Regions from separate parts of the Homo sapiens genome. Here region 1 is linked to region 2. A link is a loop called in an ENCODE intact Hi-C map of the cell type or tissue named here. Cell type or tissue: chondrocyte. All regions are shown on one strand. Links, peaks and the distances in the headings refer to the core of each region. The heading gives the core; the rest is flanking DNA. Region 1 has its middle 10 kb from the start of SPIN3. Region 2 has its middle 51 kb from the start of SPIN2B.

What was found. Peaks named below come from ENCODE experiments on the same cell type or tissue, not always from the same donor. Only the 100,000 strongest peaks of a DNase experiment are listed, where the experiment ranks them.
Region 1: a loop joins it to region 2, with 3 times the contacts of the local background. A loop is called at or near these places in 2 of 110 quality-filtered maps.

The regions. Positions count from the first base shown.
Region 1 is chrX:56,997,372-57,014,373 of GRCh38, reverse strand. No RefSeq gene overlaps it. Among named protein-coding and RNA genes, the nearest start is that of SPIN3, 10 kb to the right of the region's middle. In chondrocyte, for the core only: no CTCF peak of the experiment used is centred there; no DNase peak of the experiment used is centred there.
Region 2 is chrX:57,061,933-57,078,934 of GRCh38, reverse strand. It overlaps the pseudogene SPIN2P1. Among named protein-coding and RNA genes, the nearest start is that of SPIN2B, 51 kb to the left of the region's middle. In chondrocyte, for the core only: no CTCF peak of the experiment used is centred there; a DNase peak (open chromatin) is centred at 8,314.

The sequences.
Region 1 (17,002 bases), core at 6,232-14,231, 66 kb after region 2:
TGAACTCAGCTCTGGACCAAGCAGACCTAATAGACATCTACAGAGCTCTCCACCCCAAATGAACAGAATATACATTCTTCTCAGCACCACATCACACTTATTCCAAAATTGACCATAGTTGGAAATAAAAAAACAGAAATTACAACAAACTGTCTCTCAGACCACACTGCAATCAAACTAGAACTCAGGATTAAGAAACTCACTCAAAACCGCTCAACTACATGGAACCTGAACAACCTGCTCCTGAATGACTACTGGGTACATAACGAAATGAAGGCAGAAATAAAAATGTTCTTTGAAACCAATGAGAACAAAGACACAACATACCAGAATCTCTGGGACACATTCAAAGCAGTGTGTAGAGGGAAATTTACAGCACTAAATGCCCACAAGAGAAAGCAGGAAAGATCTAAAATTGACACCCTAATGTCACAATTAAAAGAACTAGAGAAGCAAGAGCAAACACATTCAAAAGCTAGCAAAAGGCAAAAAATAACTAAGATCAGAGCAGAACTGAAGGAAATAGAGACACAAAAAGCCCATAAAAAAACAATGAATCCAGGAGCTGGTTTTATGAAAAGATCAACAAAATTGATAGACTGCTGGCAAGACTAATAAAGAAGAAAAGAGAGAAGAATCAAATAGACACAATAAAAAATTACAAAGGAGATATGACCAACGAGCCCACAGAAATACAAACTACCACCAGAGAATACTATGAACACCTCTATGCAAACAAACTAGAAAATCTAGAAGAAATGGATAAATTCCTCGACACATACACTCTCCCAAGACTAAACCAGGAAGAAGTTGAATCTCTGAATACAATAATAACAGGCTCTGAAACTGAGGCAATAATTAATAGCTTACAAACCAAAAAAAGTCCAGGACTAGATGGATTCACAGCTGAATTCTACCAGAGGTACAAGGAGGAGCTGGTACCATTTCTTCTGAAAATATTCCAATCAATAGAAAAAGAGGGAATCCTCCCTAACTCATTGTATGAGGCCAGCATCATCCGGATACCAAAGCCTGGCAGAGACACAACAAAAAAAAAACAGAATTTTAGACCAATATCCTTGATGAACATTGATGCAAAAATCCTCAATAAAATACTAGCAAACCGAATCCAGCAACACATCAAAAAGCTTATCCACCATGATCAAGTGGGCTTCATCCCTGGGATGCAAGGCTGGTTCAACATACGAAAATCAATAAACATAATCCAGCATATAAACAGAACCAAAGACAAAAACCACACACTTATCTCAATAGATGCAGAAAAGGCCTCTGACAAATACAACAGCCTTCATGCTAAAAACTTTCAATAAACTAGGTATTGATGGAATGTATCTCAAAACAATAAGAGCTATTCATGACAAACCCACAGCCAATATCATACCGAATGGGCAAAAACTGAAAGTATTCCCTTTGAAAACTGGCACAAAACAAGAATGCCCTCTCTCACCACTCCTATTCAACACAGTATTGGAAGTTCTGGCCAGGGCAATCAGGCAAGAGAAAGAAATAAAATGTATTCAATTAGAAAAAGAGGAAGCCAAATTGTCTCTGTTTGCAGACAACATGATTGTATATTTAGAAAACCCTATCGTCTCAGCCCAAAATCTCCTTAGGCTGATAAGGTACTTCAGCAATGTCTCAGGATACAAAATCAATGTCCAAAAATCACAAGCACTCCTATACCCCAAGAACAGACAAACACAGAGCCAAATCATGAGTGAACTCCCATTCACAATTGCTTCAAAGGGAATAAAATACCTAGGAATCCAACTTACAAGGGAAGTGAAGGACCTCTTCAAGAACTACAAACCACTGCTCAATGAAATAAGAGTATACAAATAAATGGAAGAACATCCCATGCTCATGGATAGGAAGAATCAATATCGTGAAAATGGCCATACTGCCCAAGGTAATTTATACATTCAATGGAGGCATCACGCTACCTGACTTCAAACTATACTACAAGGCTGCACTAACCAAAACAGCATGGTACTGGTACCAAAACAGAGATATAGACCAATGGAACAGAAGAGACCCCTCAGAAATAATGCTGCATACCTACAACTATCTGATCTTTGACAAACCTGACAAAAACAAGAAATGGGGAAAGGATTCCCTATTTAATAAATGGTGCTGGGAAAACTGGCTAGCCATATGTAGAAAGCTGAAACTGGATCCCTTCCTTACACCTTATACAAAAATTAATTCAAGATGGATTAAAGACTTACATGTTAGACCTAAAACCATAAAAACCCTAGAAGAAAACGTAGGCAATACCATTCAGGACATAGGCATGGGCAAGGACTTCATGTCTAAAACACCAAAAACAATGGCAACAAAACCAAAATTGACAAATGGGATCTAATTAAACTAAAGAGCTTCTGCACAGCAAAAGAAACTACCATCAGAGTGAACAGGCAACCTACAGAATGGGAGAAAATTTTTGCAACCTATTCATCTGACAAAGGGCTCATATCCAGAATCTACAATGAACTCAAACAAATTTACAAGAAAAAAACAAACAACCCCATCCAAAAGTGGGTGAAGGATATGAATAGACACTTCTCAAAAGAAGACATTTATGAAGCCAAAAAACACATGAAAAAATGCTCACCATCACTGGCCATCAGAGAAATGCAAATCAAAACCACAATGAAATACCATCTCACGCTAGTTAGAATGGCAATCTAACTAGCCTTTTTTATGCAGCCATAAAAAAGGATGAGTTCATGTACTTTTTAGGGACATGAATGAAGCTGGAAACCATCATTCTCAGCAAACTATCACAAGGACAAAAACCAAACACTGCATGTTCTCACTCATAGGTGGGAATTGAAAAATGAGAACACATGGACACAGGAAGGGGAACATCACACACTGGGGCCTGTTGTGGGGTAGGGGGAGGGGGGAGGGATAGCATTAGGAGATATACCTAATGTAAATGATGAGTTAATGGGTGCAGCACACCAACATGGCACATGTATACATATGTAACAAACCTCCACGTTGTGCACATGTACCCTAAAACATAAAGTTTAATAATAATAAAAAAGAACAAAAGAATAAAAAACAATAGAGCATGCCTACAGAATCTAGAAGATATCCTCAAAAGGGAAAATATAAGAGTCATTGGGCCAGGCACGGTGGCTCACGCCTGTAATCCCAGCACTTTGGGAGGCCGACGCAGGCAGAGCACTTGAGATGAGGAACTCAAGACCAGCCCGGCCAACACAGTAAAACGCTGTCATTACTAAAAATACAAAAATTAGCTGAGCTTGGTGGCACATGCCTGTAATCCCAGCTACTTGGGAGGCTGAGGCAGGACAATCGCTTGAACTCAGGAGGTGGAGGTTGCAGTGAGCTGAGATCACACCACTGCACTCCAGCCTCGGTGACAGAGCAAGACACTATCAAAAAAAAAAAAAAAAAAAGTGATGTGCCTTAAAGAGGAGGTAGAGAAAAATATAGGGGTAGAAACTGTATTCAAAGGGAGAATAACAGAGAACTTCCCAAACCTAGAGCAAGAGATCAATATCAAAGTATAAGAAGGTTATAAAACACCAAGCAGACTTAACCCAGAAAAGACTGCCTCAAGGCATTTAATAATCAACCTACCACAGGTCAAAGATAAAGAATCCTAAAAGCAGCAAGAGAAAAGAAACAACATACAGTGGAACTCTAATATGTCTGGCAACAGACTTTTCAGTGGAAACCGTACAGGCCAGAAGAGAGTGGCATGACATATTTAAAGTACTGATTAAAAAAAAAAATACATACACACACTTTCACCCTAGAATAATATATCTGGTGAAATTATTTTTCAAACATGAAAGAAAAATAAAGACTTTCCCTCACAAACAAAAGATGAGGGATTTAATCAACACCAGACATGTCCTACAAGAAATGCTAAAGGCAGTACTTCAATCAGAAAGAAAAGGACATTAATGAGCAATAAGTGATCACTGAAGGTACAAAACTAACTGTTAATAGTAAGTACACAAAAAAACACAGAATATTATAACACTGTAGCTATGCTGCATACATGACTCTTAGCCTATGTAAAAAGACTAAATGATGAACCAAGCAAATATAATAACTACAACAACTTTTCAATACATAGTACAAGAAGGTAGAAATAGAAAAAACAAAAAGTCAAAAAGTGGTGGGGTAGGGGCAAAGTTGAGGCATAGAGTTTTTCTTACTTTTCTTTTTGCTTGTTTGTTTATGCAAAAGGTGTTGAGTATTTATTACGTTTAAATAATGGGTTATAAGACAAGCTTCACAGTAACTTCAAACCAAAAAACATACAAGGGATAAAAAAATACAAGTCAATAAAAAATTAAAATTAAATTAAAGTTGCAGGTCACAAAATCAACATAGAAAATTCAGTAGTATTTCTATATGCCAACAGTAAACAATCCAAAAGAGAAATAAAAAATAAAATGTGTCCCATTTAAGATAGCCATACAGAAAATTAAATACCTAGGAATTTACCAAAGAGAGAGATCTCTATAATGAAAACTATAAAAAGCTGATGAAAGAAATTGAAGAGAACACCAAAATACTGAAAAATACTCTGGCCAGGCACGGTGGCTCATGCCTGTAATCCCAGAACTTTGGGAGGCCAAGGCGGGTAGATCACCTGAGGTCAGGAGTTAGAGACCAGCCTGGCCAACATGGTGAAACCCCATCTCTACTAAAAACACAGAAATTAGCCAGACGTGGTGTCGTGCACCTGTAATCCCAGCTACTCAGAAGGCTGAGGCAGGAGAATCGGTTGAAACTGTGAGGCAGAGGTTGCAGTGAGCTGAGGTCGTGCCACTGTACTACAGCCTGGGTGACAGAGTAAAACTCCATCTCTCTCTCTCTCTCTCTCTCTCTCTCTATATATATATATATATATATATATATATATATATACATATATATATATATATACATATATATATATACGTATATATATATATATATACATATATATATATATATTCTTTGTTCATGAATTGGAAGAATTCATATTATTAATATGTTTGTACTACCCAAAGCAATCTACAGATTTAATGCAATCTCTATCAAAATACCAATGACATTCTTCATAGAAATAAAAAAAATCCCAAAATTTATATGGAATCAAAAAAGACCTAGAATAGTCAAAGCTACTGTAAGCAAAAAGAGCAAAACTGGAGCAATCACGTTACCTGACTTGAAATGATATTTTAGAGCTATAGTAATCAAAACAGCATAGTACTGGCATAAAAGCAGACAGACCAATGAAACCGAATTGAAAACCCAGAAACAAATCCACTCACCTAAAGTGAACTCATTTTCAACAAAGGTGTCAAGAATATACACTAGGGAGAAGACAGTGTCTTCAATAAGTGGTTCTGGGAAAACTAGATATGGAGAAGAGTTAATCTAGACCCCCATCTCTTGCCATATACAAAAACAAATTGAAATGGATTAAACACTTAAATCTAAGACCTCAAACTATGAGATTCCTACAAGGAAACATTGAGAAAAATCTCCAGACATTGGCCTGGACAAAAATTTCTTGAGCAATACCCCACAAGCACAGGCGATGAAAGCATAAATGGACAAATGAGATCACATCAAGTTAAAAAGCTGCACAGTAAAGTAAACAGTCAACAAAGAGAAAAGACAACCCACAGAATGGGAGAAAATACTTGCACACTATTTATCTGACAAGAGATTAATAACCAGAATACATAAGGAGTTCAAACAACTGTACAGAAAGAACTCTAATAATTCAATTAAAAACTGGGCCAAAGATTTGAATAGACATACAAAAGAAGACATACAAATGGCAAACAGGCATATTAAAAGGTGTTCAACATCATTGTTCATCAGAGAAATGCAAATCAAAACTACAATGAGATATCATCTCACCCCGGTTAAAATGGCTTTTATCCAAAAAAAAAAAAAAGCAATAACAAATGGTTGCAAGGATGTGGAAGAAATAGAAACCTCATACACTGCTGGTGGGTAAGTAAAAAAGTACAACCACTAGGAACAGTTTGAACGTTCCTCAAAAAACTAAAAATAGAGCTACCAATGGATCCAGGAATCCCACTCTTAGGTGTATATCCAAAAGAAAGAAAATCAATATATGGAAGAGATAACTGCACTCCCATGTTTTTTAGAGCATGTTCACAATACCTCAGATATGAAAGCAACCGAGTATTCATCAACAGATTAATGACGAGTTAGTGGGTGCAGCGCACCAGCGTGGCACATGTATACATATGTAACTAACCTGCACACTGTGCACATGTACCCTAAAACTTAAAGTATAATAATAAAAAAATAAATAAAAATTAAAAAAAACAAAAAAAACACGGTACATATATATATACAATGAAGTACTATTCAGCCATAAAAATGAATGAGATTTATTCATTTGCAACAATATGAATGGAACTGGAGATCATATGTTAAGTGAAATAAGTCAGGCACAGTAAGAAAGACATAGCATGTTTTCACCTACTTGTGGTATGTAAACATCAAAACAATATAATTTATGGAAATCGAGAGTAGGATGGTTACCAGAGGCTGGAAATGGTGGTGAGGGGCTGAGGGGGAGGTGATGATGATTAATGGTTACAAAAAATATAGTTGGAAAGAATGAATACAACCTAGTATTTGGCAGCACAACAGGGTGACTATAGTCAATGATAATTTAATTGCACATTTTAAAATCACTAAAAAGAGTATAATTAGATTGTTTATAAAACAAAGAATAAATGCTTGAGGGGATGGATACCCGTTTTCCATGATGTAATTATTTCGCATTGCATGCCTGTATCAAAACATCTCATGTACCCCCATAAATATATACACCTACTATGAATGCTCAGAAATTAAAAAATAAAAATAAAAATAAAAAAGTGGTAGATGTATACCATGAAATACTATGCAGCCATAGAAAATAATCAGATCACGTCCCTTGCAGTAACATGAATAGAGATGAAGGTCATTATCCTAAGCAAACTAACTCAGGAACACAAAACCAAATACTGCATCCTCATAGTTATAAGTGGGAACTAAACATTGAGAATACATAGACAAAAAGAAGGGAACAACAGACACCAGGACCTACTTAAGGGTGCATGGTGGAAGGAGGTAGGGGATCAAATAATTACCTATTGGGTACTATGCTTGTTACCTAGGTGACGAAATAATCTGTACATTAAACCCCTGTGACAAAATTTACCTATGTAACAAACTTGCACATGTACCCCTGAAGCTAAAATAAAGTTAAAAGAAAGAATGAGAATGTGCAGGAAGTTCAAACAACTCAACAGCAAAAAACCCATCTAATCCACTTAAAATGGGGAAAATATCTACATAGACATTTCTCAAAATAAGACATACAAGGGACCAACTGGTATGTGAGAAATGCTCAATATCACTAATAATTGGGGAAATGAAAAATCAAAACCACAAGGATGTATCATCTTACGATAGCCAAAATGGCTTGTATCAAAAAGACAAGAAATAACAAATGTTGGCAAAAATTTGGAGAAAGGGGAACTCTCATACATTGTAGGAATGCAAGGTAGTACATCTACTATAAAAAAACAATGTGGAAGGTACTCAAAAATCTAAAACTAGAATTATCATATGATCTAGTAATTCCACCACTAAGTATATATCCAAAAAATTAATATATCAAAGATTTAGCTGCACTTTAATGTTTATTTCAGCACTATTCATAATAGACAAAATATAGAATCAACCAAAGTAAAGATCAACAATAAATAATTTTTTTAAATGAGGTATAAACACTAGACTTCAATTGAAATCTAGACGAAATGGACCTTACAGAAACTTATAGAACATTTTACCCAACAACTGCAGAATATGCATTCTTTTCATTAGCACACTAAAACGTTTTTCAAAATAGATCATATATTAGGCCTCAAAACAAGTCTCAATACATTTTTAATAATTAAAATCATATCAAGTATCTTCTCAGACCACAGTGGGGAAAAAAAAACTAGAAATCAATATCAAGAGGAACTCTAAAAACTATACAAATACAAGAAAATTAAATAACCTGTTTCTTAATGATCTTTGAGCAAATGACAAAATTAAGGTGGAAATTTTTAAATGTTCAAAACAAAAGTAGAGACACAACATACCAAAACCTCTAAAATATAGCAAAAGCAGTGGTAAGAGGGAAGGTTATAGCATTAAATGCTTACATCAAAAAGGAAAAAATATTACAAGTTAACATTCTAACATTGTACCTCAAGAAACTAAAAAAAAAAAAAAAAGAACAAACCAAGTCCACAGGTAGCAGAAGAAAAGAAATAACAAAGATCGGAGCAAAACTAAATAAAATTGTGACTCCCAAAACAATCCAAAGATTAATGAAAAGTTGGTTTTTTAAAAAAGATAAACAAAATCCAGAGACCACTAGCTAAATTAACCCAAGAAAGAAGAAGATTCAAATAAGAACAATCAAAAATGAAAGAGGAAAAATTACGATTAATACCACAGACACATAAAAAGATCATCAGAGGCTCGAATGAACATCTCTATGCTCACAAATTAGTAAACATAGAGTAAATGTATAAATTCCTGAAAGCATATAACCTCCCAAGATTGAACTAGGGAAAAAAAAAAGAAATTCTTAAGACAGCAATAATGAGCAGTATGATTGGATCATGAATAAAAAAAAAAAAAAGTCCCCAAAAGTAAAAGTCTAGGCCAGAGGAATTCACAGTTGAATTCTATCAGACATACAAGGAAATGGTACCATTCCTACTGAAACTATTCCAAAAAAGTCTAAAGATCAGTACCATATCTACATACCAATAACAATCAAGCTGAGAACCAAATTTAAATCTCAATGTTATTTACAATAGCTACAAAACAAAAATACCTAGGAATACATTTACAAAAGAAGATAAAAGATCTTTACAAGGAGAAATACAAAACACTAATGAAAGGAATCATACATAACACAAACAAATGGAAAAACATCCCAGGCTCATGAATTGGAAGAATCAATATTGTTAAAATGACCACACTGCCCAAAGTAATTTACAGATTCAATTCAGTTGCTATCAAATTACCAACATCATTTTTTCACAGAATTAGAATAAACAATCCTAAAATTCATATGGAAACAAACAGCCCCAACAGCCTAAGCAATCCTAAGCAAAAAGAACAAAGCTGGAAGAATCACATCACCTCACTTCAATTTATACTACAGGGATATAGTAACCAAGACAGCATGGTACTGGTATAAAAATAGACACACAAATTAGTAGAACAGAATAGAGAACCCAGAAGTAAGGTCACATACCTATAACCAATTGATCTTCAACAATGCTGACAAATATATACACTGAATAAAAGACACCCTACTCAGTAAATGTTGCTAGGAGAAGTGAATAGCCATGCAGAAGAATGAAACACACAAACAAACAAAACTCATGACAGATAAAAGACATAAATGTAAATAAAACCATACAAAACCTAGAAAAAAATTAGGGAAAGCACTTCTGGACATTGGCCTAGGCAAAGAATTTATGACTAAGTCCTCAAAAGCTAATGCGACAAAAACAAAAATAGACAAATAGGGCTTAATTAAACTAAAAATCCCCTACAAAGCAGAAGAAACAGTCAACAGAGTAAATGAACAACCTACAAAATGGGAGAAAATATTTGCAAAGTATTCATCTGACCCAGGACTAATATCTAGAATCTAGAAAGAACCCAAGCAACACAGAAAGTAATGTAAATAATAATAATAATAATCCCTTAAAAAGTGGGCCAAGAACATGAACAGACACTTTTCAAAAGAAGATATAGAAACAGCCAACAAACAATACAAAACAAAACAAAAAATAAAATACTCAACATCACTAATCATCAAAGAAATACAAATTAAAACCACAATGACATACCATCTTACTCCAGTCAGAATGACTATCATTAAAAAGTCAAAAAACAACAGATGTTGGCAAGGATGCTGAGGAAAAGGAACACTTATTCAATGTTGGTGGAAATGTAAATTAGAACAACCTCTCTGGAAAAAAATATATGGAGATTTCTCAAAGAACTAAAAATAGAACTACCATTTGATACAACAATCCCACTACTAGATACATACCAAAAAGAAAAGAAATTGTTACATCAAAATGCTACCTGTACTCATGTCTTTATTTCAGCACTATTCACAAAGTCATAGAATAAACCTAAGTGTCCATCAATGAATAATTGGATAAAGAGAATGTGACATACACACATGCCATAGAACACTTCTCAGTCATAAAAAAGAATGAAATCCTGTCTTTTGCAGCAACATGGAGAACAATGGAGGCCATTTTCTTAAGTTAAATAACCCAGAAAGTTAAATACTGCATGGACTCATTTATAAGCGGGAGCTAAATAATGAATACACATGAATACAAGGTGCAATAATAGACATTGAAGACTCTGAAAGGTGGGAGGTTGGGAAGAGGTTAGGAATAAAAAATTACCTACTGGGTATAATGTACATTATTCAAGTGATGGCTAAAAGCCCAGACTTCATTACTACACAATACTGCACTTGTACCCTCAAATCAGTAAAATTTTTTTAATTAAAAATAGAAAATGTTGTATATATACACAATGGAATATTATTCCACCATAAAAAAAGAATTAAATCCTGTTGCATATTCTCACTCATATGTGAGTGCTTTTTTAGCTTTTTTAGTATATCATGAAGATAGAGGTCAGATTAGCTGTTACCAGAGGCTACAAAGGGAAGTGGGGAGGATGGATAAAGAAAGAAAAAGAATATAAATGTATTTCTACTAGTAAAAAGTAATAAACAAATAAAAAGTATTTACAGGCTGGCCAGTTTTAGCAGGTTGTAATCATTACTTCCTTGTATGAACAATTTTTTCACAAAGCTTGAAAATTGTAATCATAATTATCTTTAAATAGTAATTATTATAGGGAAAATGTTAAATAAGGATAACAGCATTCTCTGAATTAGAAATTCATTTTACCATAGACTTGGTTATACTTTGTAAATAATGCACTGAATAATATAACTCCTAAAAGGCATTTTTCTTCAAGATTAAGTTTAATAAGCAGTTATTTTGAATTCCCTTTCAGGTAATTCACACATCTCCATTTCAGTCACTGCTATTTTTGTTTGTCCTTTTGATGATGTCATGTTTCCCTGATTGCTATTGATCCTTGTGGCTGTTCACTGATGTCTTCACATTTGAAGAAATAGGTACTGACTCCAGGCTTCACAGACTGGCTTTGTTTTGGAAGACCCTTCCATGTCAGCCTGTCCAGAGATTCTGGGCAGGCCATCTTGTGTTTTACTGATGCCCAGGGCCAGTTGGGCCAGCATGGTTCTGGGGCATGATGAAAGCCTGGAGCCATTGCAGTCAGTGTGGCACTGGGGGATGCCCAAAGCCTGGGTCTGCTCTACCTGCCATGGCACTGGAGTGAGTCAGAGAGCAAGTGCACCTCTCAGGCCTGAAGTCTGGAGATGTGGGGTCCCACCTGGCACCATGGCAAGGCTGGAAGATCAATCTGTGGGTACTGACCTACAGTCTGGAGCCATGGGACCTGTCTCATGCTGGGTTTTACTGTAGTGGGACTGGTATTGGTCCTAGGTAATTCCTGTACTCATTTCCCTCTCTTTCCTTCAAGCAGATGTTACATATTTTTATACTGTGTTGCCTGCAGTTTTTTGAGAGGTGATGTGGATAATGTAAAACTGTCCTTCCTACCCTCTTCAATGCATCTATTCTTATTGTTGTGCTACAACCGGGTACTGTGATATCTCACCTGGTTTTCTTTGTTCTTGTGAAGATATTTTAGTTTGTAAATAGTTCAAATTGATGTTTCTGTGCGGGGACAATCACTGGAGAGCCCTGTTCCACCATCTTGCTCCACCTCTCTCCTTCAACTTTCAGCCAATTTTTCAGCAAAAATCTTAAAGGCCAGAAGGCAATTGGATGATAGACTGATGAAGAAAAAAAAATCTTTCAACTGAGAATTCAATATCTGGCAAAAATGTCTTTCAAAATCGAAGGAGAAATTAAGATATTCCCAGGCAAACAAAAGCCAAGGAAGTTCATTACCACAACACCTGCCCTACAAAAAATGTTAAAAGAAGTCCTTCGGGATGACAATACTACCCAAAGCTGTCTACAGATTTAATGAATTTCCTATCAAAATCTTAATAAGGTTTCAAGGTTTTTAAAGTAATTTAAACACTTGTTATAAAATCATATGGAACCACGAAACAATAAACAAACAAAACAAAACAAAACAAATTCTTAAAAAAGAACAAAGAGGATTCACACTTCTTGATTTCAAATTTATTACAAAGCTACAGCACTAAATCAGTGTGCTGCTGGTATAAACACACACACATAGACCAATGGAATAAAAGAGAGCTATGAAATAGACTCTTGCTTATTTATGTAAGTGATTTTTGACAAGAATGCCGTGACCATTAAATGAGGAAAGAAAAATATTTTTAACAATCAGTGCTGGGAAAACTACATGGACACTTGCAAAAGAAGGATATTGGATGCTTATCTTACACCATATACACTATATACCTTACACCGCGCTGTCTTAAATGAACCAAAGACCTAAACATAAGAGCTAAAACTGTAAAACTGGTAGAAGGAAACATGAGAGAAAACTTCTATGAAATTGGATTTTGCAATAATTTATCAGATATGACACAAAGAGCACAGGAATGGAAACAGGAGATACATTGGACTCTATTAAAATTAGAATAAATGCATCAAGGGACACCATCAACAGAATGAAAAGACAACTCACAGAATGAGACAAAAATTGTAAATTATATATCCAATGAGAAACTAACATCCAGAATATACAAAGAATTCCCACAACTTAATGATAATAAACAAGCACCAACTAAAAAGTGGGCAAATGAATTGAATAGGTATTTCTCCAAAGAGATACAAATGGCCAATAAAAGCATAAAAAGATGCTCAGTTTCACTAATCATTAAGGAAATGCAAGTCAAAAGTACAATGAGGTACCACTGCACAATCATTATGATGACTATTACAAAAAAAATAAAAACTGTGAGTGAAGATGTGGAGAAATTGGAATACTTGTGCATTACTGACAAGAATGTAAAATGGTACAGCCACAGTGGAAACAGTTTGGCAGTGCCTCAAAAAGTTAAATTATCATATGATCCAGTAATTCTACTTCTCAGTATATACTCTAATGAAGGGCAAGCAGGGATTTGAACAAATATTTCTATACAAATGTTCATAGCATCATCATTCACACAGCCAAAAGATGGAAACAACACTAATGTCTATTGTCAGATGAATTGAAAAACAAAATGTGATATATAGGTGCAATGGAATATTACTCAGCCTTAAAACGGAATGAAATTGTGATAAATACTATAATATAAATGAATCTTGAAGACAGTATGCTACGTGAAAATAGACATAAAAGAACAAATATAGTATGATATCACTTATATGAGGCACCAAGGAAAAGAAGTTACCAGGGACTGAGGGAGGGAGGAATAGGGAATTATTTTTTAATGGGTACATATTTTATGTTTGGGATAACAAAAAAGTTCTGAAAACGGATAATGGTGATTGCACAACAATGTGCATGTACTTACTGCCACTAAATTGTACTCTTAAAGTGGTAATTTTATGTCATAGTATAGTTCACTCCAATTAAAAAATTTTATAAAATTAATAAAAATAATACACCTCAATAGGATGAAGGGAAAAAAATGATTATCTCAATTGACACAAGAAAGCATTTGACAAAATCCAACACCCTCTAATAATAATAATAATAAACCTGTCAACAAACTAGGAATAGAAGGGAACTTCTTCAAGATAAGAGACATATATGCATTAAAAAAAGAGCTAAATTCACATTCAACAGGGAAAGGCTGAAACCTCTCCCCCTAAGTATAAGAAGAGGACAAGAATGCCCCCTCACTATTTCCATTCAGCATTGTACTGCAGTAGGTTCTAGACAGGGCAATCAAGTAAGAAAATAAGTAAATAAAAGTTATCCATATTAGGAAAATGTAAAACTATCTTTATTTACTGATAATACCATTGTATATAGAGATGATCCCAAAGAATCCATTAGTAACTACTGAAATGATTAAAAGGATTCAGTCAAATTTCAGGACATGCTATGGATTGAATGTTTGTGGCCCTGTCCCCTAAATGTATATGTTAAAGCCTAATCTCCAGTGTGATAATATTTGAAGATGGAGCCTTTGGGAGATAATTAGGTCATGAGGGTAGAGCCCCTATGGATGGGATTAATGCTCTTATAAGAAGTAGCCAGAGAGCTAGCTCTCTCTCTGCTCTCCACCATGTGAGGGTATAATGAGAAGATAGCCATTTGGAACCAGAAAGAGGGCCTATCCCCAGGGAACGAAATTGGCCTGTACTTCTTATCTTGGACTTATCTGGAGACCCAGTCTCCAGAACTGTGAGAAATATATGTTTATTGTTTCAGCCACTCATTCTATGGTAATTTGTTATAACAGCCTGAACTAAGACAAGATACAATATCAAGGCTTAAAAATCATGAGGGCTCAATCCCACAAGACTGCCCTGCACTTTAGATGCCAATTACAAGTTCCAGATTATGATCTGTACTTCTAACAGACCAACTATAAATCAGGGTTCTCATTCAATTAATTTGCTAGAGCAGCTCACAGAACTCAGGGAAACACTTTACTTACATTTACCCATTTATTGTAAAGGATATTACAAAAGATACAGATGAACACCCAGAAGGAAGAGATACATTGGGCAAGGTATGTGGAATGGGGTACCAAACTTCCATGCCCTGTTCAAGTGAGCCACCCTTCAGGAACCTCCACGTGTTCAGCTATCCCAAAGCTCTCTCTTTTTTTTTTAATTTTATTATTATTATACTTTAAGTTTTAGGGCACATGTGCACAATGTGCAGGTTAGTTACATATGTATACATGTGCCATGCTGGTGTGCTGCACCCATTAACTCGTCATTTAGCATTAGGTATATCTCCTAATGCTATCCCTCCCCCCTCCCCCCACCCCACAACAGTCTCCAGAGTGTGATGTTCCCCTTCCTGTGTCCATGTGTTCTCATTGTTCAATTCCCACCTATGAGTGAGAATATGCGGTGTTTGGTTTTTTGTTCTTGCGATAGTTTACTGAGAATGATGATTTCCAATTTCATCCATGTCCCTACAAAGGACATGAACTCATCATTTTTTATGGCTGCATAGTATTTCATGGTGTATATGTGCCACATTTTCTTAATCCAGTCTATCATTTTTGGACATTTGGGTTGGTTCCAAGTCTTTGCTATTGTGAATAGTGCCGCAATAAACATACATGTGCATGTGTCTTTATAGCAGCATGATTTATAGTCCTTTGGGTATATACCCAGTAATGGCATGGCTGGGTCAAATGGTATTTCTAGTTCTAGATCCCTGAGGAATCACCACACTGACTTCCACAAGGGTTGAACTAGTTTACAGTCCCACCAACAGTGTAAAAGTGTTCCTATTTCTCCACATCCTCTCTAGCACCTGTTGTTTCCTGACTTTTTAATGATTGCCATTCTAACTGGTGTGAGATGGTATCTCATTGTGGTTTTGATTTGCATTTCTCTGATGGCCAGTGATGGTGAGCATTTTTTCATGTGTTTTTTTGGCTGCATAAATGTCTTCTTTTGAGAAGTGTCTGTTCATGTCCTTTGCCCACTTTTTGATGGGGTTGTTTGTTTTTTTCTTGTAAATTTGTTTGAGTTCATTGTAGATTCTGGATATTAGCCCTTTGTCAGATGAGTAGGTTGCGAAAATTTTCTCCCATTCTGTAGGTTGCCTGTTCACTCTGATGGTAGTTTCTTTTGCTGTGCAGAAGCTCTTTAGTTTAATTAGATCCCATTTGTCAATTTTGGCTTCTGTTGCCATTGCTTTTGGTGTTTTAGACATGAAGTCCTTGCCCATGCCTGTGTCCTGAATGGTAATGGCTAGGTTTTCTTCTAGGGTTTTTATGGTTTTTAGGTCTAACATTTAAGTCTTTAATCCATCTTGAATTAATTTTTGTATAAGGTGTAAAGAAGGGATCCAGTTTCAGCTTTCTACATATGGCTAGCCAGTTTTCCCAGCACCTTTTATTAAATAGGGAATCCTTTCCCCATTGCTTGTTTTTGTCAGGTTTGTCAAAGATCATATAGTTCTAGATATGCTTCCAAAGCTCTCTTAACCTTGTTATTTTGGGTTCTTATGAAGGCTTCATTATGTAGACATCATGAGCCATTGGTGATCGATTCAACCTTTAACTCCTCTCTGCTCCAATCTTCTAATCATGCCCTGGTCTTTGCCGTGAACAGCCCACATCCTGAAGCTATCTAGGGGCTGCCAATCATCAGTCATCTTATTAGCATACAAAAGACACTCTTATCTCTCAGGATACTTCAAGGGTTTTAGGGGCTGTATGCCAGAAAAGGAGATCAAAGAGCAAATATATATTTCACAATATCACAGTAAACAATTCCATTTACCATAGCGTCAAAAATAATAAAATAACTTAGAAATAAATCTAACCAAAACTATAAAACATTGCTGAAATAATTTAAAGAAGATCTAAATAAATTGCAAGATACCCAGTGTTCATAGGAAACTCTGTTTGTGGGAAATTATGCCCTCTGGAAACTCTGTGTTCATGGATTGTAAGACAATATTGTTGAGATAACAATACTTCCCAAGTTTATCTGCAGAGTCAGTGCAACCCTTATCAAAATCCCAACAGTCCTTTTGTTCAGAAAAGGAAAAGACAATCCTAAAATTCATATGAAATTGAAAGGAACTATGAAATTAGCTGAGCATGGTGGTACATGCCTGTAACCCCAGATACTCAGGATGGTGAGACAGGAGAATCGCTTGAACCCGGGAGGTGGAG
Region 2 (17,002 bases), core at 4,862-12,861:
ATGGCTGAGTCAAATGATATTTCTAGTTCTAGATCCTTGAGGAATCGCCACACTGTCTTCCACAATGGTTGAACTAGTTTCCAGTCCCACCAACAGTGTAAAAGTGTTCCTGTTTCTCCACATCCTCTCCAGCACCTGTTGTTTCCTGACTTTTTAATGATTGCCATTCTAACTGGTGTGAGATGGTATCTCACTGTGGTTTTGATTTGCATTTCTCTGATGGCCAGTGATGAAGAGCATTTTTTCATGTGTCTGTTGGCTGCATAAATGTCTTCTTTTGAGAAGTGTCTGTTCATATCCTTCACCTACTTTTTGATGGGGTTGTTTCTGCACAGCAAAAGAAACTACCATCAGAGTGAACAGGCAACCTACAGAATGGGAGAAAATTTTTGCAATCTACTCATCTGACAAAGGGCTAATATCCAGAATCTACAAAGAAATCAAACAAATTTACAAGAAAAAAACAAACAACCCCATAATATATATATACTATTATATATATTTATATATATATTTATATATATTTATTTATTTATATTTATATATATTTATTTATATATATATTTATAAATAAATTGGGGACAGAAAATCCTCTTCAATAAATGGTGCTGGGAGAACTGGCAAGTCAGAAAAATGAAACCAGTTCCTCATCTCTCACCTCATACAAAAATCAACTCAAGATGGATCAAAGACTTAAATCTGACACCTGAAGCCATAAAAATAAAAAAATTTAAAAAAACTCTTCTGGACATTGATTTAGGCAAATAATTCATGACAAAGATCCCAAAAGCAAATGCAGCAAAAACAAAAATAAATAAATGGGACCTAATTAAACTAAGAAGCTTCTGCACACCAAAAGAAATAATCAACAGAGTAAACAGACAACCCACAGAGTGGGAGAAAATATTTGCAAACTTTGCATCTGGCAAAGGACTGGTATTCAGAATCTACACGGAACTCAAATCAGCAATAAAAAATAATAAAAATAAATTAGAAATTGAAAATCCCATAAAAAGTTGAGCAAAGGACACGAATAGACGTTTCTCAATAGAAGATATTCAAACAGCCAACAAACATGATAAAAATGCTCAATATCACTAATCTTTAGGGAAATGAAAATTAAAACCGCAATGAGATACCATCTTACTCCTGCAAGAATGGCCATAATTAAAAAGTCATAAAACGATCGATGTTGGCATGGATGTGGTGAAAAGGAAACACTTTTACACTACTGGTGGGAATGTAAATTAGTACAACAACTACCATGGAACACAGTATGGAGAGTCATTAAAGAACTAATGTAGAACTACAACTTGATCCAGCAATGTCACTACTGGATATTTACCCAAATGAAAAGGAAATCATGATGTGAAAAAGACACATACATATGCATGTTTATAGCAGCACAATTCACAACTGCAAAAATACGGAACCAATGTAAGTGCCCATCAACCAATCAGTGGATAAAGAAAATGTGCTATATGTACACCATGGAATACTATATTCAGCCGTAAAAAGAACAAAATAATGTCTTTTGCCACAACTTGGATGAAGCTGGAGGCCATTATTCTTAAGTAACTCAAGAATAGAAAACCAAATATTGTATGTACTCACTTATAAGTGGGAGCTATGAGGACACAAAAGCATAAAAGCTATGAGGACATAAAGGCATAAAAATGATAAAATGTAATTTGAGGACTCAGTTGGGGGAAATTGGAAGAAGGATGAGGGATAAAAGACTACATATTGGGTACAGTGTACACTGCTTGGGTGATGGGTACACTAAAATCTCAGCAATCACCACCGGAGAACTTATCTATGTAACCAAGAAGCACCTGTACCCCCACCCCAAAACTATTGAAATAAAAAAATTGGAGCCCCAAAATACAATCTATTAAAAACCTTTAATTGCACTTCATCACAATTTAACACTTGCTCTGTGAAAAACACTGTTAAGAAACTGAAAGGACAGGTCACAGAGAGAAAATATTTGCAAATCACATACATAAAAACTCAAAACTCAACAATAAGAAACACAAATCCAGTTTTTTTAAAGGCAAATATTTGAAAGAGACGTTTTACTAAAGAAAATATACAGATGAGAAATAAGCTTATAAAGGGATCCTCAACATCATTAATCATTAGAGAAATATAAATTAAGACCAACATGAGATACTACTGTAAACCTGTGAGCATGGCTAAAATAAGAAATTCTTGGACGGGCTCATGCCTGTAATCCCAACACTTTGGGAGGCCAAGGCTAGCATATCACCTGAGGTCGGGAGTTCAAGACCAGCCTGACCAACATGAAGGAACCCCATCTGTACTAAAAATACAAAATTAGCTGGACTTGGTGTTGCATGCCTGTAATCCCAGCTACTCGGGAGGCTGAGACAGGAGAATTGCTTGAACCCAGGAGTCAGAGGTTGCAGTGAGCCAAGATCGTGCCATTGCACTCCAGCCTGGGCAACAAGAGTGAAACTCCATCTCAAAAAAAGAAAAAAAAAAGAAAGAAAGAAAAGAAAAAAAGAAATTCTCAATATTCCAAATACTGACGAGAATGAAGAGCAAATAGAACTTTCAGGTATTGCTGGTAGAAATGTAAAATGATAAAGCAATTTTGAAAAACAGTTTGTCAGTTTCTTATAAATATAAATATGTACTCAACATAGAACCCACCAATCCCACTCATATGTATTTACCCAAGTAAATTGAAAACATGTTCACAAAAAACCTTGCACTCAAATGTCAATTTTATTCCTAACTGTCACTAACTAAAATCAACTCAAATATCCACCAACATGTAAACAAAAAAACAAACTGGAGGCCGGGCACAGTGACTCATGCCTGTAATCCCAGCACTTTGGGAAGCCAAGGCGGGTGGATCACGAGGTCAAGAGATGGAGACAATCCTGGCCAACATGGTGAAATGACCTCTCTACTAAAAATACAAAAATTAGCTGGACATGGTGGTGCGCACCTGTAGTCCCAGCTACTCGGGAGGCCGGGGTGGGAGAATCACTTGAATCCGGGAGGTGGAGGTTGCAGTGAGCTGATATCACACCACTGCACTCTAACCTGGTGACATAGTGAGACTATGTCTCAAAAAACAAACAAACAAACTGGAATTCTACTCAGAAATAAACAGAAATAAATTATTGGTTCACATGACATCATGAATGAATCTTAAATATATTTTGCTAAGTGAAAGAAGCCAGACCCTTCGTAGTACATAATGTATGATCCATTTACAATGAAATTCTGGAAAAAAAGTAAAACTATACGGAAAGAAAACAGATGAATGGTTGCCAGTGGTTGGGGATAGGAGGAGGTGTTGATTACAAAGGAGCAATACAAAGGAATTTTCAGAGTGATGTAACTCTTCTGTATGGTACTATTTTTGGACATACGACTTCATGCATTTGTCAAATCCATAGAATTGTACACCAAAAAGAGTAAATTATGCCATATGCAAACTAAAAAAATAAATCAGAGTATCAGGAGACCAAAGATACAGACATAGGAATCTAACTATATTACAAATGAATGCTATAAGCACACCGAAAGGGATGAGGAAGAAAAGTAACTTTGTAACTAAATGAATTTAGAAACAAGTATCTGAATACTGTGAGGCTAGAGACAGAAAGAACTATACACTAACACTATTCAAGTTGGTTAATTTGTTTCTCACACTGGTATGAGTTAGCAAGTCTGAAACCAAATTACATATCCAAGGCTTTAACAAGTAAATATATTGTTCCCATTATAGACCCAGGTTTCTCACTGCTGGAGAAAGAAGTGAAAAATAAGCAAATGAATAATAATAGGATGAACACTATGGTCAAAAGGACACAGGAACCAGCCAGGTGCAGTGGCTCATGCCTGTAATCCCAGCACTTTGGGAGGCCAAGCCGGGCAGATCACAAGGTCAGGAGTTCAAGACCAGCCTGGCAAATATAGTGAAACCCCGTCTCTACTAAAAATACAAAAATTAGCTGGGTGGTGTGGTGCGCACCTGTAATCTCAATTACTGGGGAGGCTAAGGCAGGAGAATGGCTTCAACCCAGGAGGCAGAGGTTGCAGTGAGCCGAGATCGTGCCACTGCACTCCAGTCTGGGTGACAGAGCAAGACTTCATCTCAAAAAAAAAAAGAAAAAAAAGGACGCAGGGACCAACCTGAACATGATCCCAATGATCAACAATGGGGACAATTGAGAAATAAAATAAATATAAGTTATCAGATTAAAACCAAGAGAATTAAGTAAACATCCATGAGTACATACTGATATTAACGGATGTTTGAACAAGTAAGTGGAAGGTAAAGAAAGGAAAACAACCCAAAGAACTGTAAAGGATCCAATATTTACTAAAATTACTAAAAATTTGGCAAAGATTATTATACTTACTAGTATTTGTTTTTCTCCTCCTTTCCTTGAGCATTTAGCTAAATTGAATTTCTTAGATCCCCTCTCATTGGGTTGGGACTTTTGTGCCTTATTTTTGGCCAGATGGAATTTTGGCAGAAATGACAGGTGTCATGTATAGGCCTATCTCATAAAATGACTAGAGCTATACTGCCCAATATAGTAGTCACTAGATACATATGGCTATTGATCACTTAAAAGATGGTTGTTATAAATTGAGATGTGCTTTAAGTGTAAAACACAAGATTTTGAAGATCTTGTATTTAAAAATAACTTTAAATACATCATTAATAATCTGATATTGATTGAATGTTTAAATTATAGTAGTTTGGGCATATTGAGTTAAATACAATATATTATTAAAATTAATATTACCTGTTTCTTTTTGCCTTTTTAAAATGTGACAATTGATACATTTTAAATTATATATATATTACTCATCTTAATGTTTCTATTGGACATCGCTGCTCTAGAAAACTTCCTCTCTGTCTCTCTTTCTCTCTCTCACTCTTGCTGTCTTCAATTTTTGGCCAGCTGGATAGACAGGATCTGGCAGAGGACTATGAAGTCACAGAAAATGGTCAATCTTTGACTACATGGAAGACAGATACTGTCTTTCCTGAATTACCAATTATAGAAAAGCTGCCTAATGACCAGGAACACCTACATTTAACTGTTTTATGTGTGAGAAATAATTTTTTTGTATGTCAAGCCACTAAGATGTGTATGGTGTTTGTAACAGAAGTAATTATACACTGACTAATACAAATAGTATGGGGAAGAGTTGAGCAAGATAAAGATGATCAGAATGTTAAGGTCCCTAAGATAGCCCAATTTGTGAAGATAAGGAGCAGAGACCTGAAGATAGTGAAAAAATAAATTTTAATATAGAAGTAATACAGGTCCAAAGGCTCTGAGGTGAGAGACATTTCGCTTGCTCAAGGAACAGCAATGATGTCAGTGTAAAAGAAGCACAGTCAGCTGTTAGGATGAACCAAACACTTAGAATTGCTGATATTTGACCATTTTGACCTATGAATACAGAAATTTTATATGGTTCAATGTTATGAGTGAGAGTAGTAGAAGATGGAATTTTAAAAGATAAGAGGGTAAAGTCAGGTGGGGTTGATCATACACTATCTTGTAGGCTATTCTTGAGTATTTTATTTCCCTCTGAGTGAAATGGGAAGCCACTGTAGTTTTTGCGTGGTATTTAAGTACAGACAATAAAGGAACAAGAGCAAAAGCAGTCTAGTAAAGAGGCCATTGCAATAAACGAGCTATGGAATAAAGATAGTTCAAATCAGGGTGGTAGCAGTAGAAGTTATGAAAAATGGCCAGACTTTAGATACATTTTGAAGGTAGAGCCAACATAATTTAGTGACAAATTAGATATGAATTGTGAGAAAGAATGATATCACATTTATAGCCTTAGCAAACAGAAAGATGAAGCTGCCATTTACTGAGATGAGGAAGTAGGTGTGCAGTGGAACAAGTCTTAGGGGCAATATTGGCATCTCAATTTGAATATATTGAGTCTGTTAGATATCCACATGGAAGATGTCAAGTAGGTAGCTGGATTTACAAGCCTGGAGTAAAAAGTGAGGTCAGGCTAGACATACGTTTGAGGCCTTTCAACTTACAAATGACATTTAAAGCTATAAGCCTATATGAAGTGGCCAAGGGAGACAGTGTAGATAGAAAAGCAGTCTACAGACCGAGCCCTGGGGCATTAAGAGATTGAAGAAATAAAGAGGAACCAATAAAAAAAAAAAGACTAAAAAGTGACCAGTGAGTTACCAAGAAAACCTAGAGAGTTTTTCATGGAAAACAGAACGATCAAGGACTGATGATATATAAAGATGGAGATTAATAAATGATCACTGAAGATCACTGATGATCTTATTGAATGATCATTGGAGATCACTGATAACCTGAACAGTAGCAATTTTCATGGAGTTTGGGGGGAGCAGGCAGGGAAATCAGACTGGAGTAGGTTTTTGAAACAATGTGATGAATGTAATTGAAGATAATGTAATAGGCAAGTATTTGAAGAATTTCTGTTGCAAAGGGAAGTAGAAAAAAATAGAGTGGTACAGCCAATTAACACAGCAATTTGGCAGCATTTAAGAAATTTGAAGTGCTTGTACTTACAAGAAATTATTTCTTCTTCTAGGATGTACTTACAGAAACTCTGGTACAAGTATACAGAGACATTCATTGCAGCACTGTTTGTGAAAATGAAATATTGTAATAAACCAAAATAGTAATCAACAACAAAATGGATGTTTAAATGTATTGTTCCATGGATGCCAAAAATGTCACATGTGTACTCTGAAATAGACTATTTTTGGCAACAGATTTAAAAGGTGACAAGGAGTGTTGGAGATAAAATATAAAGAAAATTTTAAAAATAAAACATCGAATAAAAAAGGCAAACTGCAGAAAATTTAAATGTAATAAAATTTATGTTGAAAATAAAGTTCAGGTAAGTAAGATTATGACAAATCTAGAGTTCTATTTCAGGCTTGCTGACAATGTAACTATTAAAATAAAAACAAAATATTTTCTTGAATATCTTTAAGAGTGTATTTATCTAGTTAGAAAAAGAAATTCTAAATCATAAAGACCCAGAGCCACCTCCCAGAAATCTCAGGTGTGGGCCATGGAAGAGAAGTAATCTTTTTTTCTCACAGTATGAAGGAATTATTCTTCATAATGTACATTTAAAAATACATATGAGATATAAAATACATAGTTTCCACTTGTAACTATAAATATCATTCTTTTTTTGTACCCTAAAAATCTGTGAACTCCTATAAATTATTATTGGTATTTACAGAAATACAAAGATTTGTAGGATACAAAAAAAATGAGTGATGGCGTTAGCATTAGAGAGGTGGGAGGGAACAGGATCAATGCTAGAGGATAAGAGAATTACATTTTATTGGTAATATTTTATTTCTACTTTTAAAAGCCCAAATACAAATGAGTAATGTTAATTCCAAATGAAGAGTATTTGGTACTTCTAATATTGCTACCTACTACACTCTGTAATTTTCAAAATATCATCTAAAAATGGTTTTACAAAGAATTTTTAACAACTAAATTTGCAAAAATAATGCAAGCTTTTTAAGAGCTTAGAAAAAAGGCAAAGGAGAGGTAATAAGTGCTATTATTTTGCTTGGAGCCCAGGGGAATGGAAACAGGGCTTGCAGTTGATTATTTTCTGCTTCAAGTCTATTTTCTGAATTTTACACAGTGTCCACATTGTGCATGCAATTCTTCTGCAATCAGGGAAACGAAAAAAATAAGAAAAAGAAACAAAAAATCTCCTCAAGAAGTAAAGTTCAGGAATGACCTGTCAGGAAAAATTACAAAGATTAGGTCAAATGGCAGACTGAGCACTAAGCACTAGCGCATTTCTCTTGTCCTACCAAAAATCCTCTCCAATGACAAGAAAGGCAGGTTTTTGTATATAAAGAATAACTCCGTAAGGGCACTGGGAAAAGGAAATCTTGAAAGATGGAAAGCAGATGAGGCAGGGCCGCTGAGGGGTTGAAGGTGGAGGTAGGGGTGAGGAGTCTGGGACGGCGGGTCGGGGGACATAAAATGAAAACGTTGAACCTAGCAGGAGAGGGAGAGGGGGCTTTGGACCTGGTACCTGTGGATTTGGGAGAAGGTGCGGTTGGGCGTGGGGGGCAGGAGCCCAGGAGCATCTCTAGGGCCCAGGGCGGTGGTCCAGGATTCACTGGGGTGGGGGTGCTGCGCGGCGTTTGGCAGGAAGCAGAGGCCTCCCTCCTACCAGGAAGCTAAGCTAGGAAAAGAGCGAGGAGATTGCAACAGCAGCAACGGCTCCTGGAAGTCCAGTGTAGCAGAAGGGCCGCCACCGACAGGAAGGCAGAGGGCTAACAAGCCTAGTGCTGGGGATGCTGCTGCCTTCCCTTTCGCCTGCCTCACAACCCTTCTAGACGTTTTCCACGCCTACAGATCCTACCCTCCTAGCTTTTGCAAGCGCTCACTCTGTTAGTGGCCTGCTGATCCTCCTTCGCCACAGGCTCCTAGCAGAGGCAACAGTGAGGGGTCTGATTTGGGCGCGGGAGGTGGCACTGCCACCTCTCCGGCAGTGCGGGAGGTGGGCGGCGCGGGAGGTGGGCCCTGGGCTGCGGAACCGGAGGATGGGGGTTGGTGGGGGCCAGGCGTGAAAATTCGGGTGGGTGCTGGCGTAAGAAATGCAGGAGACTGGGAAGGGTGATTTGAGGGCTGGGGGCATGAGGACCTGAAGAGCACCAGGATGGTATACAAAGGTGGCCAGAAAGGGAAATAGGTTTGTGGTTGGAGCCCAGAAGGAAAATGGAGTTTACCAGGAAGAGACAGGAAAGAGAGGTGAGCACCAGGCGGGAGGCGAGGGATGGGAATGTACGGGGGATGAATACCACAGAGCCATGGGGAGGGGACATGGAGACTGCATGTACAGAAATGGAAAAATGAGGTGGGAGCTAAAAAATGGAGAATGTTGGGAGATGTGATAGGATGGCGACAGAGGGTCAGGGAATAGGCAAAGTAGCCCACTTCCTTTTGCTGTGCTCTCAACTACCACGGCCACCACACCTACCTGTTCTCTATCTCTCTTGTGCAGCTAAACAAGCCTGGAAGGAAGACATTGTAGGCAGGCATCCAAGAGTGTCTTGATATCTAACATTGCTACTGGACACACATGAACAACATGGGTGGCAATGTACCTGGTGCACAGGGACTTCATGATAGAAGAAAAAAACTCATACATTTAATGTTTTTCCCTGGCCTCTCTCCTTCCCCTCCAAATATGAAGACTCTCCTTCACAAAAAGGCAGCTGCAAAGCTGCCAACCAGGGAAGCCATAGGTCACCACACTGGAACTACAAACATGAGGAAGAAAAAGACATCTCCAATGAAGCCAAGAGGAAGGTCTTCCTCTCAGTCCTGCAGACACATGGTAGGCTGCAGAATTTCACATGGATAGAAGAAGGGAGATGAGCCCATCACCCAGTGTAAAGGGACCGTTCTGAATCAGGTGCCTATATATCCCTTTCTTTATCTGGTAAAATATTATGGAATTGACTGTGTTTATGGACTAGAACTTCACAGAGATGAAAGAATTTTAAAGCTTAAAATCCTTCCTCATAAGGTGCCATTCTCACAAGTCAGGGATTTCTGCCTTGCAAATACCATAATTGGCAAAGCAGTGAAACACATGTTTGAGGGAGAGCATGGTTCTATGGATAAATGGAGGGGGATGGTCCTAGCCCAAGCACCTATCATGAAAGCCTGGTTTTATATTACTTATAAGAAAGATCCTGTCTTGCACATGTACTAGCTACTCGATGATTATAAGGCAGGTGACCTCTGCATCATGCCAGAATCAAGTGTGTCTCATCCAGTGAAGAGGGAACCAGAAGGATTTATAGATAGCCTGATAGATAAACATGTGGAATATACCAAAGAAGACGACTCCAAAAGGACAGACAAGGTCATCCACCAAGTTAAAGCCAAACCTGTGTATTTCATCGTTTGATGATGACTTCCATATCTATGTCTACGATTTGGTGAAAATATCTTGTTAGAGTAAAATTTGCTACATTTGTGGAGACAAATGTGTAATACGCAGGCAAACAAAAAAAGTACAACTTTTCAGGGTGTTGAAAGCTCAAGGGTCCTGATATCACAATATTTGCCTGCATAACTGTTGTTTTATGCTGAAAAATACAAATTTATATGACATGTATAAGCAGTTTGTCTTGTTGAAAAGATTGGGTGTGTTTTGTGGATGGGGCATGAAAGGAAGGAACAGCTGTCAATTCCAATTGTGAACAAAGTTCAGCTAGAATCACAATCAGCCATCTAAAATTGCAAGAGACTTAGCTGGTCTGGTGTGGAGCGGAGAAGGAAAGTAAGTCAAGATTGGCTGTGGGGAGAAGGAGAGGACGAGGTGACTTCTTAGGAAGAGGTGGTGAAGGGCCAGAAGTTAGAGGTTACCTGAGGGAGGAGGTGACCTATGTGGAGGAAACATCCAACTGGGAAGGGAGTGAAGAATAACAGAGGAAGAGTGAGCTCTTGGGGATTAGAGGAAAATAGACAGCATAAATGGAATAGAGTAGGAAGCTCTCTACTCAAAGAAGCTTAGAAGAGGTCCTGAGTAAGGGGTGAAAGATCAAGTTGGAAGGACTCTGGTGAGAGACTAAAGGATACACAAATGGAGGGTCTATGAGAGGCAGGAGTCAGGGTGAAGAATACTAAGGAAGAAGGAATTCAAAGAAGAAAGACTGACAAAGGGAGTGAGAATACAGAAGAAGAGGTGTGGACAGTGGGGCCCATCAGAGGTGAGAAGACCCAGAGAAAAGTTGGATTTCTGGCAGTATGCACATTGTTCCCTTAGTTCTATGCACAAAGGAAGTGGCAACTGTCAAGGAAGCCATTTGCATGAGAAGTTCCCTGGAAAGACATTTGGACAAGGATGACTCCATAGAGTTAGGCAGCAACCAAGTTTACACCTATAAGGCTTTCCTTCTTCCCTGGAGTTCATGACGCACCTGCCTAGCAGAACACCAACCCGCAGCCTAAACACACTAACATGGTTCTCCACAAGTGCTGGGCTGTGGGCTGCCTCCTCACATTTGCCCTGTGCTGGATAAACAACACTTGTAGATCATGGATTAGTGGGGCTCTCAGAACTTAAGAGATGTTCCATCTTGCATTTGGAAAGAATTTGATCCAGAAAAACTAAACCTTACTGAACTCAGTTACAGCAGTCCTATCACACTTTTTCCTTCTGTTGGAATGTTTCTTGTCTTCCTAGAGAGGAGGGGCATCAGATAATTGAGCCTAATGTTTTTCTTCAGCGCATGGGGAGTACTTGACTAACCATGCTCCTTTTGGCAGCTACCTGAAACTACAGGTGACTCCATCCAGTGCTCCACAAAAGGTGGCCTACTTCCCCAAGAAGCCCCAATTCTGGCTAGGCACCCACAAGACTGGTGTCTGTGGACTCCTCACAGGTACCTTCCCACTAATTTTGCCCATCCCCAACTTATGGAGAGCTGTGATCAGAGTCTGAGCAGCTCTTTGTTTCCAGGTAAGGCAGATGCCATGGAGAAGTTGGGCTGGGAGATATGACTTTGTATAACTAAGTCCTTCAGCTGTATAGTGGAGGGGTTGAGTTTAGTTGGGAGAGGGAGCAGCAACTCCCTGCTGTCCAGGCTTCCCTAACTCCCTGCATACTGGGGGAAGCGAGGAGCTTTCAAGAGTTGAAAGAAGGTGGTAAATTCAGTTTATTCTCTCTACCCAACATGACCTGAGGCTGACTGCCTCAAGAAATACAAGGCAAGCTCACTCCCTATAGCAGGAATTAATTTTCTTTTATGAGTCCAGCAAACACCAGCAGGCTGCCCAGAGGCCAATTTCAGTCAGCTGCCGAGTTTGGTTTGATCTTTATTTTTTCATTGTTATCTACTTTAAATTAGGTACTCTAAAGCACCTAATCTGGGAGGTTTCACACAATGAAATTCCATGTTTCTGGCCTCTCTTGAAAATGAAACGAAACAAAAAAACATGAGGATTAGGGCCCACATTCCAACAGAGATACAAGCAGCTGGGTCTGAGATAGGGCTCAGTCCAGTTTAGACTCAGAATGCCCTCTCCAATTGGCCATACCCCCAGCTGGCCTGCTTCACTCTAATAAAATGCACAGTTGTCCCCTGGAAGCATTTGTGCTTGTAACTGGGGCTAGACCCTGGGAAAACTGCCCCTTTTGGCTTGCTTTGACCCCCATTCACTTTTAAGTTTAGTTCTTTTATCTTTATCCCACTTTGGTGTGGGAGACAGAGAGTAGCCAAAATATGTAAGTAAATGTAAAGTATTTTCATAGTGACAAGTGCTAAGAAGGAAAAAATAAAGCAAAGAAGTAGAATATGAAATTCCAGGGAGGAGGCTGAAATTAGATAGATAAGGTACCAGGGAAGGGCTCACTGAGAACTTGGCTTTTGAGTAAAGACCTGAAGGCAATGGAAGAGCTGACCCTGTAGCTGTCTGGGAAAGGAATATTCCAGGTGGAGAGACAGCAAGTACTGTGGCCCCAAGGCAAAAGGAGGCCTGACATGTTTGAGAAGCAGGGAGGATGGCAGCATGGCTGGAGCTGAGTGAGCAAGGCAGAGAATAGCAGAAGGTGATTTCAAAGAGGTAGTGGGGATGAGGGAGAGGAAGACGCCTTAGAGCCCTGCAGGTTCTAGAATGCAATTTGGCTTTTACGCTGAATGTTATGGAAAGCCATTCATATACTGATAGCAGAGGAGCAATATGATTTGTCATATAGTTTAACAGGATCACCCTAGGAACTTTGTAGAATAGTCTGTATTGGGTCCAGAGATGGAAAAGGGGAGATTAAATATGCTAATGAACTGATGAGTGACCTAGACACAGATTTACACATAGGAAACGAATTATAATAGAAATGAGATTTCAGATGACTAACGAAAAAAAAACTTTTTTTTAAATAAATAGTACTGTGTTAACTGGCTGTTTGTTTAAAAAGAAAATTTTACAACACTACGTGCAAAATAAATTCCAAGTGAACAAAAAATTTAATACCTAAACTTGGAAAGTAACATGTATAAAATCTTTAAAATACAATGGAAGATAGTATTTATATTTTGAACTCTGTAAATGAGGAAGATTACAAAGGCACAGAATGCACAGGTACTTACTAAAGGAAATTTTAATACGGTTGATTAAATTATAATATGCCATCTCCTACTTGCAAAAATTACCCTATACAAAGTAGGGAAAAATAAGACGTGGCTATAAAATTGGATGACTAAAATTAACAAAATAAGCCATAATATATTCTAAGAAAAAGCAAATGACCCATGGAAATTGGGCAAAAGAATGCAACCAGTTGATTTATAAAATAGGAGACCACATTTTCAATAAAAATAAATTTTCTTAATTTGATCCTTATTACTTTTCTGTCTTTTCCATAACATGTCATCTTTTAATATACTGTGTAATTTACTTAGTTAATAACTTTGTTATACTTACACTTGCCAGAATATAATCTCTGTAAGTGTATGATTTCTCCATCTTTATGTTCTTCAATGTATCGCAAGTACTTAAATGTGTACCTGGCACATAGATGTTCAATGAGTATTTCTTGACTTTATGATTCTCACCAGTAATCAGAAACATGGAAACTAAAATGACATATGCTTTCATACACATTAGATCATCATGTGCATATCAGATCAAACATGTAGGAAATTTGAAAACGTGTTGACCAGTTAAACAAATAGGAGATTCTATACAATGTTGGTGGGAATTTAAGTTGGAGCAAGATTTGCTATCATCTAGTTAGTTTGAAGATGGCATATCACCAGCAACTTTATACAGTCATGTGTCACTTAACACTGAGGCTACTTCCTGGGCAATGCATTGTTAGGAAATTTCATAATGGTGTGGGCATGATAGAGTGCCCTTAGAAAAACCCAGGTGGTATACCTTACTACATGACTGGGCTATATGGTATAGCCTATTGCTCCTAGACTATAAACCTGTATAGCATGTTACTGTGCTGAATACTGCAGGCAGTTGGAATGCAATGGTAAGTTCTTGTGTATCTAAACAAATCTAAACCCAGAAAAGGTACAGTAAAAATACAATATAAAAGATAAAAAATGTTACACCTGTATAGGGCACTTGCCATGAATGGCACTTACAGGACTGAAAGTTGCTCTAGGTGATTCAGTGAGTGAGTGGTAAGTGAATGTGAAGACTTGGGGCATTACTGTATATTACTGTAGACTTTATAAACATTGTACACTTAGGCTATGCTAAATTCATTAAAAATAAAGTATGCTACAATTTTTATTTTATAATTTTGGTACAATGTCAGTGGCTGATAGAGATTTTTCACCTCCATTATAATCTTATGGGAATATCACTATCTATATGGTTTGTCATTGACCAAGACATCGTTTTGTGGTGCATGAGTTGGAAGAAAAGTTCCATATGTGCTTTTCATGCAAGTAAATCACTTTCTACCCTTTGTTTTAGGCTATCTTTTAAAAGATGCTTGAATAGCAGACAGCTTTGGAAGAAAGAGATAGTGTCTCTCTCTGAAGTAAAAACATGTTTGCATAGAGCCTTTGGAAAACAGTGCTTCCCTCTGAAGCAAAGGGAAAGAATGCTTACTCTAGTATGATAAACAGAATGTCTTTTTCAAGAGTAAAGGGAAAGCACAGCTACTGCACATTATAAATGATTGATTTTCCTCGGTTTTACTCCTGTAATGCATAGTACTATGTATGCTGGAGTCAAATGGTCATTTTGTATAGCACTGTGGGAAGTGGGGCTTAGGAATCTAAGGTAAAAATGCTTATATTCAGGCTGTTACTATTGCTACGAATAATAATCCTTTGTCTCTGACCCAAGAGTCTCATGTCTTCTACCAGAACCCTCAAAAACCTGTGACAGATTACCTTGTTAGCTTACAAGTAAGGTAAAAAAAATCGCATAATCTTCACAGTTTTTTGTAATTATAGCAATAAGCCTGAGATGGTAATGAACATGGCTTTCTGTAAGAGAAATAATGAGGACCTTACCAGCCAATTAATTGAATTTAATGGTAATTTATGAGAATTGGTGATAAATGTACAGACCACTATGTATAATCAACTATGCAATAAATGGACCCCCCATTAATGGGGAATAATTGGGGAAGTGGGTTACAGGATGAGGGCTGAGGACTTTCTGTCCCCAGTGAGGATCAAAGGCCATTATATACCTGTGCGAATAGGGTGGGGAATTTTGGCAAAAGGAGAAAATTAACTTTTTTGGACCTTCTGAATATGGTTGCCCAAGTCACTAGTCTACCTGGACCTATGGAAGGAAATGGCATCCAGAATCAGTTAATGGGGTTTGTACTGGGTTTACAATAAGGAAGGGAAGCTAATATGACCTTGTGAGTGAAACCTTTTGGGCCAGTTTTGTACACTCTTGATGTTACCTCTACATCTGAATATATACTAGGAACTGACGCTTGTATTTTTCTGCCACAAAGTGCCAAATGTGGTGCAGCCACATGTAGAAAAGTGTTAATAGGACACAAAAATTGCTCTCCCACAAGCCTCTCTGTCTCCTCCAGGGAAGAAAAAAAGAAAATCACAGCCTTGATTAATGACTTAAAGGAAGCACAGTTAGTAAGCGATACAAGATCTCTATATAGAACCACCATGTACAAAAGTCTAAGGTGAACTGAAGACTTATAGAAGATTATTGTCAAATAAATTTTGGTGTTTCTCCTGTAGTTCTAACTCTTACAGATATCATGACTAACTGGATTCATTACACAGACTGATGGCACATGATACACTGTTTTGAACATTGCCAACTTCTTTCCCATCAACTAGCAATGGAGAATCAAAATTTGTTCAAATTTATGTGATGAAACCTCCAATATATGTTTATAGTACTCTAGGGTTAACTAAACACCACTGCCATTTGCCAGAATTGGATAGTTTAGAATTTAGTGAAGTGTTTCTACACTCGGCTTTTCAAAACTTTCACTACATGGTATAATGATGGTTAGCAATCAGAACCCTCAATCTCAGTAGTGTTGTCTGTGGTATTATCACACATCTCCCAGAAGGAGTGACTGAAAATCTCCAACAAAATTTAGCAGGCTGCTTGCCAAATACTCAATCCTCAGGTAAATAAAGAAAAATTGTTTTCACTTCAGCATCTCTAACCAAAAAGGAAGCCTAACCCCTAACTGGAGCCTTTGGGTACTGAAAACAGTTTCTGATTTCTTGGGCATTCTGCTTTGTCCTTTATATTAGATACCCACAAGTCAATATATTTTTAGTTTGATCCAAAAGAACAGTCCGTGATAAAAACTGTTAAGAAAGCTGTGTAATGTGCTCTACCTTTGGGGCCCACAATCATAATGACACTATTTTTAGTATAATTATTTTATTTAAATTGACAAATAATAATTTTATATATTTATGGAGTACAATATGGTTTTTTCATATATGTTTACATTGTGGAATAATTAAATCAAGCTAATTAACAAATCCATTACATCACACACTTATTATAAAAACATTAAAAATCTACACTTTAGGAATTTTGAAATATATAATACATAACCCTTTTGATCTATAAGTCTCTATGGCTGATGACTCTATAATAGGATGCTTAGGGAAAAAGGCAGAACACTAACATTAATAAAAGTTTTAAAAACATTCAACACGATACAATCTTTTGTAGATATAAACTTATATTAAAAGCATAATAAGTGCATAGAAATGAAAAATTATCACATTCTGGAAAATGGTTACCTCTAGAGAAAGGCAAAGCAGAGAGGCATTGGAGAAAGATACAAAGGGCACTTCACGTGTAATAGTTTAAATTATGTCATCTTCCTTTTTAAAACTAAAAAATAACAAAATTTCACATATTTAGGATTTGGCAATGTTAAGTAGAGGGTGTATATATTCATCATATTATTCTCTATAATTTTCTATGTGTTTGAAACACTTCATAGT